Regions from separate parts of the Homo sapiens genome. Here region 2 is linked to region 1. Evidence: read pairs that join two places in POLR2A ChIA-PET (ENCODE). Cell type or tissue: OCI-LY7. All regions are shown on one strand. Each heading gives the region's core, and the rest is flanking DNA. Links, peaks and the distances in the headings are about the cores only.

Evidence for each region. Peaks named below come from ENCODE experiments on the same cell type or tissue, not always from the same donor. Only the 100,000 strongest peaks of a DNase experiment are listed, where the experiment ranks them.
Region 2: POLR2A ChIA-PET joins it to region 1 with 5 read pairs; 2 of 35 experiments call an interaction of 5 or more read pairs at or near these places.

What each region holds. Positions count from the first base shown.
Region 1 is chr2:11,931,873-11,936,263 of GRCh38, reverse strand. No RefSeq gene overlaps it. Among named protein-coding and RNA genes, the nearest start is that of MIR3681HG, 73 kb to the left of the region's middle. In OCI-LY7, for the core only: no CTCF peak of the experiment used is centred there; DNase peaks (open chromatin) are centred at 2,203 and 3,823.
Region 2 is chr2:12,486,195-12,490,585 of GRCh38, reverse strand. All of the region lies in intron 4 of MIR3681HG (MIR3681 host gene), which reads right to left. LOC107985853 (a long non-coding RNA gene) reads right to left here and starts at 4,303. Exons shown (of 3, transcript XR_001739290.3): 1 at 4,075-4,303; 2 at 3,834-3,966; 3 at 1-2,949. In OCI-LY7, for the core only: no CTCF peak of the experiment used is centred there; a DNase peak (open chromatin) is centred at 2,035.

The DNA of each region.
Region 1 (4,391 bases), core at 261-4,260:
GGCCAAATGAGGCTCCTAAAGCAAGACAGCAAATGCCATTTGAGTGCCAATGCCTGGTTTTGAGGCATCACTCTTCAGGTATTTCCCAAGTTTGTATTAGCAACATATTTTATTTCCATATTCTGACACTTTGATCTTGGGGCCTTGCTGACCCTGGAGGAACTGCCCCTCCAGGATCAATTTCTAGAGACGGTCAACAACTCACCTGGGATCACATAAATGCAAACAAACCAATCCAGAGCCCAGACCCAACAACCTCCTTGCTCGGGTTCTTATATCCTGGGCCACTTGCCACCTGCCCTAACATCCCAGAGCCAGGAACCAAAAATTGGGTGACAGCCCCTATGCCCCAAAGCCTGCTGCTATTATTCAAACTAATCCCAAGCTTACTGGTGGATTTTTCCATCAGTATCTTCCCACAGAAACCATAATCAAGGCTCTCGCCCACAATTTCCCCTCACCCTCTGACTCCTGATTGATCCCAGTGTTTCCCCACTGGGGCCCTCATGGCATGAAGTGACCCCTCCTCTTGGGTAGGTGAGTATAACAAATTGCCTTTCCAAGAAAAGTCATCTCCTGGTGTGTTGGCCTTGCTATACCTAAATAAAAATAAATCTGTATTTTAAAACAGGGCCTTCTAAAGATGGTCATCTAATTTGAATTAATCAGAATAACTAATCCCACTTCATGGACTGGACTGCATACAGTTTTAGTAGACAGGGAACTTAACCCAGTAAAAACTACTGCAAATAACAAATAAACAATCACTGGTTTTATCTTCTGTACTGGATAGGTAGATTGCAATTGCTCCTGTCCCAACACTAATCTCACAGAAAAGTAATTCTATGCAAACATGCCTGCATCATGTGTTTCCTGAGGGCAGGAATCAAAGCTAACCTTTCTATGCATCTGTCCCAATACACTTCTAGTTTTGCCCAGGCCCTGCAGTGGGTTTATTAGGACAAGTTGAGGGAGAAGCTGGTGACTTCGTAACCAGCTACTCAAATGTGGTGGGAGAGATCAACTCAGGCCTCCCAGACACCCCAGAGTATGCATCCCAATCAGACACAGCGCCTCTGATGTGTGATTCTTGTTTAATAATGCAAACATTCATCCTAATGTCATTTAGGACTGAGGTCTCCAATCTTAGTCGAGCCCTCATGGTGGCTCAGAGATCCTGCTGTGGGTGCCCCATGCCCTCCAGTGTCATTGTTCTTATTAAGCATTGCAAAGCAATACTCTTCTCTATCCTCTTCCAGCCCCTACCACACTGCTGCTACCCTATCTCATCAGATAGAATCTTTTCAAATATTTCACTGAGAAAATTGAGACTGCAAGAAATTAACTCCCTCAACTTCCTGTCCCCAGTCTTTAATCTGTATTTGTCCCCAACCGCACCATCTTTCCTCCCAATTCAGAGGAAAGAGACCCATGCCTCTACTCCAAAGTCAGCCCCTTTATCCTAAACCATAATATTGTGTTGATGCTGCTCTCTTCTGAATAGTCATTCTCTTCTTTGCTGGTCATTTAATGCCCAAGTTAGCCCCAGATTGGATTGAAAAAGATACTCCACAAATATTCAGTACTTATTAAAAGACCCTATACTAGGGCCAGGTGCAATGGGTCACACCTATAAACCCAGCACTTTGGGAGACTGATAAGGACAGATCACTTGAGGCCAGGAGTTGGAGACCAGCCTGGCCAACCTGGTGAAACCCCATCTCTACTAAAAATACAAAAAATAGCCGTGTGTGGTGGTGCATGCCTGTAGCCCCAGCTACTTGGGAGGCCAAGGTAGGAGAATTGCTTGAACCCATGAGGCAGAGGTTGCAGTGAGCTGAGATCACACCAATGCACTTCAGCACCTTTTGAGACTGTGAGATTCTGTCTCAAAAAAAAAAAAAAAGGCACTATACTAGAAGGTGAGAGCACTCAATTCTTACCTGAGATCTCTTACTGAAGGAAAACAGACAGACAAGCAAACAAATGCTACACTCTGATTAGTCCGTGGGCACAGGAAGTCTTGATTTCCTAGCAGGCATGAGACAAAAGAGGCTCCCAGAGAAGATGGAACTATGCCTTGACCCACAGGTTCTGCTGTAGCTATTACCTCCTCCCTGCTTGCTTGCATAGCTATGTTTCTAGAAATGTAGTCCACCATGAACATTCTCACTTCCTCAAGTGAGAGGAAGTGATTGGAAGGGAACCTCTCAGTTCCCTTCCAATCAATGTGGATCTGAGCCAGACTCTCAAAGACACAGCTTTCTTTGAGGTCACGTGATTGCCTACACCAATGGGCATTTTTCATTGCACCGATCTGCTTGATTTCCCTGAAACATTTCACACTGCACCATGCCCTTTTTCTTTAGCATTTGAGTTATCTTTCTCCCGAGTCTCTCCTTTGTCCATCCATCTTTCTCTCTCTCTACTGTGGACTCCTCTTTTAACACAACCTTGAGCTATCGACACTCCTGGAGGTTTCTCCAGGACTCTCTTCATGTCCCCGTGCACAATCCTGGACATTCTTTGGATCTGTTTAATTCCCATCTTGCCCTCAGTTCACTGCTCATTTGTGACTTTCTAAGCAAATAAAATCTCCCTGCCATACCCTCTGATGACACCATGTGCCTCTCCCTCATAGCACTCACCACTGCTGAAATTTTCCATTTATATATGTGGCTGTTTGCTGAATCTCTCTCCTTCAAATAGACTGAAATGCCATCTGGGCACTTTGTCCAACAACAGGATGTTGTTTAAATAATTTATTGTACACATACTTGATGAAATAACATTAACCAGTGAAAAATCACCCTAGGAAAAAAAAATGACTTGGAAAAATACTCCTCGTACTTCTATGATCTGAATGTTCCTTATGTTGAAATCTATCCCCAGGGGATAGTATTAGGAGGTGGGGTCTTGGGGAAGTGATTAGGTCATGACTATAGAACCCTCATGAATGGAATTAATGCCTTCGTAAGAAGAGGCCTGAGAGAGACCCTTTGTCCCTTTCACCATATAAGGACACAGGAAAAGATTGCTGTCTATGAGCCAGAAAGCAGGCCTTCAGCAGGCACAGAATCTTGGACTTCCTAGCCTCCAGAATTGCAAGAAAATTTCTGTTGCTCAGTTTGTGGTGTTTTGTGATAGCAACCAAATGGATGAGGACAAATACATATCACGTGATCCCTTTTTGCAAATAAGTATATACATATGTGCAAAAATACTGGAACAACAGACAACAGCTTATAATCGGCATATATACTAGGATAGCATAATTAAAAGAGATTGTTATTTTCTCAGCAATAGTAATAAGGCTGTTACAACTCAGGGTGAATTAATGAGGAGATTTGTATGCTTAAGGCTTCCCTGGGCCCATCGTTTTTTAAACTGAGCACCTACTATATGCCAACACTGACTAGGTATTTTCAAATTTATTATTGTGTTAATATTACATATCCAGATGAAGGTGCTAGAAATGTAGTCAGGCTTTTCTTTGCTTACTAGAAGAGAGAGAAGCAGCAATAAGTCAGAAAGGTCCAGAGCTGTGGGCAAGGGCTTCCTGGTCTACCTTGGGTTCCTCTGAAGTTCTGCACTCATTCCACAAATATTTATTGCACAGTCCTGGCTAGGCACTGGGAATACAGGGCCAAATTAGATGCATTCTTTCAGCACAAGGAGTGTTTCCCCAGGGAGACAGCCAGGTGAGAAGGGGTCTCCAAGGAAACTCCACCCGGCCTGTGCACTGGGATGGAGCCACAGAAGTTTGCACCATTTGCAGCAGGGAGGATCCTGGCTCCTCCTCTTCCTGGGTGGTACATGTGATTAAATCTGCAAGGCGGGAAGCACACAGGCAGGAAGTACACTCTCTCGCTTTGCTAAAACCCCTTTTCTTCCTTTTCATCCAATAAAACCCTGCCTTACTCACCCTTTGAATTGTCTGCGAGCCTAATCTTTCATGGCCATGTGACAAGGACCCCGTCTTTAGCTGAACTAAGGAAAAGTCCCACAACACCAACTCAGACATGTAAACATAAAGGCCAATAAGATTTGCAGATGCTGTAATAGAAATTCAGAGGGACACAAAACAGGGAGTTACCGTTGTGACTGGAGAAGCAGGTGACGACAGAAGTGGCTCTAGGAAGCCTCTGAGGATGATAAAACAGTGACTCATGTGTGTAGAGTGCTCTATAGACTTCAGAGGTGTTTCCGACTTTTTATTCCGTCACTTACATCTATCAAATGACCAAGGCTGGAAGCGTTATTCTCATTTTATATTACAGATGAAGAAATAATAAGTTAAGACTTTTATAGCACTCTCAAGCACTTTACAAGTATTAATCTCTTCTAATTCCCCATAACAACCGATGAAGGCAGGAACCATTATTATCTTC
Region 2 (4,391 bases), core at 154-4,153, 550 kb before region 1:
AATATTTGAATGTGGCATATTAAAAAAAAAAGTCAACGTTATGGCCAGGCGCAGTGGCTCACACTTGTAATCCCAGCAGTTTGGATCACTAAAGGTCAGGAGTTTGAGACTGGCCTGGCCAACATGGCAAGACCTATCTCTACTAAAAAAAAAAAAAAAAATTAGCCGGGCATGGTGGCAGGTGCCTGTAATCCCAGCTACTCTGGAGACTGAGGCAGGAGAATTGCTTGAACCCAGGAGGTGGAGGTTGCAGTGAGCCAAGATCGTGCCATTGCACTCCGGTGTGGGCAACAGAGCGAGACTCCATCTCAAAAACAAACAAACAAAAAATCAAAATTAATTCAAAACTCCAAGATAAATATAATATTGAATTTTGTGTTTTTTAAAACCAGGCTGTTGTCATACTTTGTAGCCCTGCCTCATTGTGCAGTGGGAACAATCATTTCTCGTCAGTCCATGGTTCCAAGGCTTCGTGGTCCTCACAGTCCCTCCTGGGTGAGCTTAGGAGGAGGGTTAAGCACGGCGCAAGAACAGACTGGACAATACAGGGCTTTTGTAAAGTCATTTTCATAAAATTTCAAATCTTTTTTAGCTTTTTCTATATGGATCAAAATATGGTAGAATATTTTCATAAGTATGTATGGGGCACACATTTTTCCATCGTTTCTTTTGGCTCAGGCACTGACATGACTGTGCAGCTAAGCTGCAGAAAGTACACTTGCTCTAGGATTTACTACGCAGAGAAGATTTATGTCAGCAGAAAAGGACCCTGAGGACTCCACTCCCCACCCACTAGTCAGAGAGTCTCGATCCAAGAAGTCTGCCTAGACGTACATTATTCAAATATTTTGTTGAGAATTTGTTCTGAACCAGGCACTGTACTACATAGTTCAGAAATTGATAAATTTCCTGATAAATGCCCTGCCCTCCCAATGCTTCCAGTTTCTCATACTTTTTTGTGTGTCACTGGGAGGGGTTGAGGCAGGGGATAAAGAGATGGAGAGTAAAAGACAATCATACTATGGCATCATGAGTGTGAAAGGGACAACAGGAATGCAGAGGAGTCAGGAGCCACACATTCTGCCTTCTCCGGCCGAGGCAATGTTACTAGAAAGGGCAGTGAGACAGGACAGATAGGGGAGCAGGTGTTACTGGCAGATGCACAAGCAGGTAGGCAGTAGTGGTCCTCCTGACTCACTCCAGGGGAAACGGGGGCCTCGGTGGCATATGGAGACTCCCAGAAGCAAGAAGAGGCTATGTGAATTCAGAGATCTCAGTCTGGCTGTCCCTTAAGGTAGGAGAGTAGAGTTTGGGGCTCTCTGATTCCCACTAAGGAAACTGGACCTGAGTTGCTGGGTTGTAACTCTTCCAAGGAGCTCAGAACAAAACAGTGACATGGTCAGTTGTGCATTCCACTTGCCTCCAGGCCCACTGAGGGTGTGAAGCAGGGTGGGGCTGGCTGGAGAGGAGGGAGAGTAGCAGGCTGGCCTGTTGGAGACATGCTCCCTGGTAATGAGAGGAAATAGAAAATGTAATTAACATGTCTGCCACCAGAAACAAGAGCTAAATCTATTACTCTCCTCCTCCCGCTTCCGTTATGAATTATTGTGTTTCAATTACAATTTCCAAAGTATTTCCTTAAGGAAATATGTTAGGGTTCCTCAATGGGAAAAGAGGGAATGGAACCATGAAAGTTTAATTTATTGCAGTGCCTGCTTTTAGAAAAGGAAGAAGAAGATGAAAGAGAGAGCGGAAAGGCAGGCAAATTGAGAGGAGTTGGACTGGGTCACCTGCACTAGGCAGAGAGCAGCTGGGCAAGAGATGCTGGAGGTGCCTGAATATTTACGTTGTCAGTTCACAACATCTGATGATGGAAGAGGCAAGCGTACCATTTCATCTCTGGCTCCTTTTAGTCTGCTCCCTTGTCCTTCTGCAACAATTTAAAGACGAGAGTAAGCTTGGTCTGAAGGAGAGCCACGTTCTGCTCTGTCACCAGGCTAGATGCTGGGACGCAAGGGTGTAAATGAGCAGGATGTGGCCCCGCCCTTAAAAAGCTCACAGTCTAGCAGTGAAGGGAAAGGAAGCTAAAACAACAAGAAAGGAAGTGTGGACAAAAGAGCTTCTGCTTGGGGCTGCAAGAGCAAGCCCATGCCATTCGGTAGGTAGGATGCCAGGCCGAAGAAATAAATGATTTGTCAGGCTCTGATTCACACGTGAGGCAAGAATTCTCTCAGAGGAGAGACATTTCCAATGTCTTTGGAAAGGATGGAGGCATTCAAGGTGCATTCATTCACTCATTCACACGTTAACATGTAACTGGGAACTCAACCAAGAATAAGCCTCGGCCTTCTCCTTGAGGATAGTGGGCTACTGGGAGAGACAAATCAGGAATAATTACAAAGCCAGGAGGTTGGAGCCAAGATGGTGATATGTGTAAGGTGTTACAGGATCTCAGACGAAGAGCAGTGAATTCTGTCTGGGAGGAAACCAAGTTTCCAGGAGAAAGAGAGCCTTGAAGTGAGTCTTCAAGGAAACTAGAAGTTTTCCTGGTAAATGAATAAGAAAAAGGCAGAGAACGTGTCCTGGCTAAAGCTGCAGCCCAGGCTGAGGCAGAAAGACAAAAGCAGCATGGTGATTCCAGGGAGCCCTGGATTGATGTGGGGAGAGAAAGGAGGAGAGTCAGGCCCGGTCCGGAGGGCAGAGGGCCATGCACTGGAGCTTGGATTTCATCTTGATGACACTGGAGAACTCATGGGTGTTATTCAGCATGAGCATGACATGTGGGTTCTAGAAAGACTACAAGGGTGGCTCCCTGCAGGATGGCCAGGAGAGGAGGGAGACTGGTGTTCTAGAGTCTGCGGGAATCCACAGCAGTCAAACGAGAGAGACTTCTGTCCAGAGACACATTATCCCTGCAGTCCACACATGGGGCGAATGCCTGGGAAACAACTGAATTTAGGGAGAGGAAAGAGAAACACATTGTTTATTTCTTAATTAGGAGCTGATTCGTAATTACTTCCACCCCATTTCTTTTTATTTTCACCTATTGACTTTGTTTGATCCCTAAATCAACCCTGCAAGACAACCAGCATGTTCCCCTTTTAGAGGAGGGGAAGCTAAACCTCAGAGAAGTTCAAGTTTGTTTAAGGCTTTGCATAAAGTGAGTTGTGGACATGGAAACAGAACTCATGTCTTTCTCACTTCAGAAACAGGACTTCCTTCCTTCCATCCTCCCTTCCTCCCTTCCTCTCTTCCTCTCTCGCTCAACCCCAGCACTTTGGGAGGCCGAGGTGAGTGGATCACCTGAGGTCAGGAGTTCAAGACCAGTCTGGCCAACATGGCAAAAGCCCATCTCTACTACAAATACAAAAAATTAGCCGGGCGTGGTGGCAGGTGCCTGTAATCTCAGTTGCTCAGGAGGCTGAAGCAGGAGAATTGCTTGAACCTGGGAGGTGGAGGTTGCGGTGAACTGAGACCATGCCACTGCACTCCAGCCTGAGCAACAGAGCAAGACTCCAAAACAAAAAAACAAAAAAAGGAAAGAAAGAGAGAAAGAAAAGAAATAAAGGTGTTTGGTAAGGCATACGACCACTGCCTAATGGAAGACAGACATCTGAATAAGCTCCCAGGGGAGGAGGGCTAGATAGACGTAGGGCTATGTCCTAGTGTTCATGCAGGACAGAGGAAGCAACATCCCCCTCTGTCTAGGGGTTCAGGTAAGGCTTTGGGAAGGAGGTGATATTTGCTTTGAGGATGCATAGGAATTCTCCAATTGCAAAACACTTTCTTAAGCACAGAAATTCACCACAAGCTTTACTTAGTGAAGAATCTACCTTGATCCCATGATGAGTCAGACTGGAATTCCCTTTCATCTGCAGCTAGTTCACTGGTTTGCTGCTGAAGCTTTTCGTGGTGACCTTCTCTTTTTCATTCTCGGATGTGCTTCATTCTGGCCACTTTTCTTGCCTAAAAAGCCCACGCCAAGTCTACATGAGTGCCTGCACAAGGCCACCAAAAACAGGTGGGTATGCCTGAGTGGAGTGGCCTAAAATGTATGTGCACCTCCACACTTACCTTCAGGGACTGGAGATAATGCCCTCAAAAAGAGCAGTCAGACAAGTCAATTCCAGTCCACTCTAAGCAGCAGCCAGAGAGGCAACTCCCTGAGCACAGGGGGAAGCAGCCCGACGTTGTAAAAGGATGCAGGCGAATAATTAAGTCACCGTTTACAAGAAATTCTAATCTTAGGGCAGTTCAAGGTAAAGACAGACACCAGCCAGGGACAGCCAAAAGCAACATTGCCAGAACATTTGGAGACAGGGCCTTCAGCCAGACACTGTTTTTTCTCTAAATACTGTCACCAAAAACTCAGTCAGAAAGTTTCTCTGTCC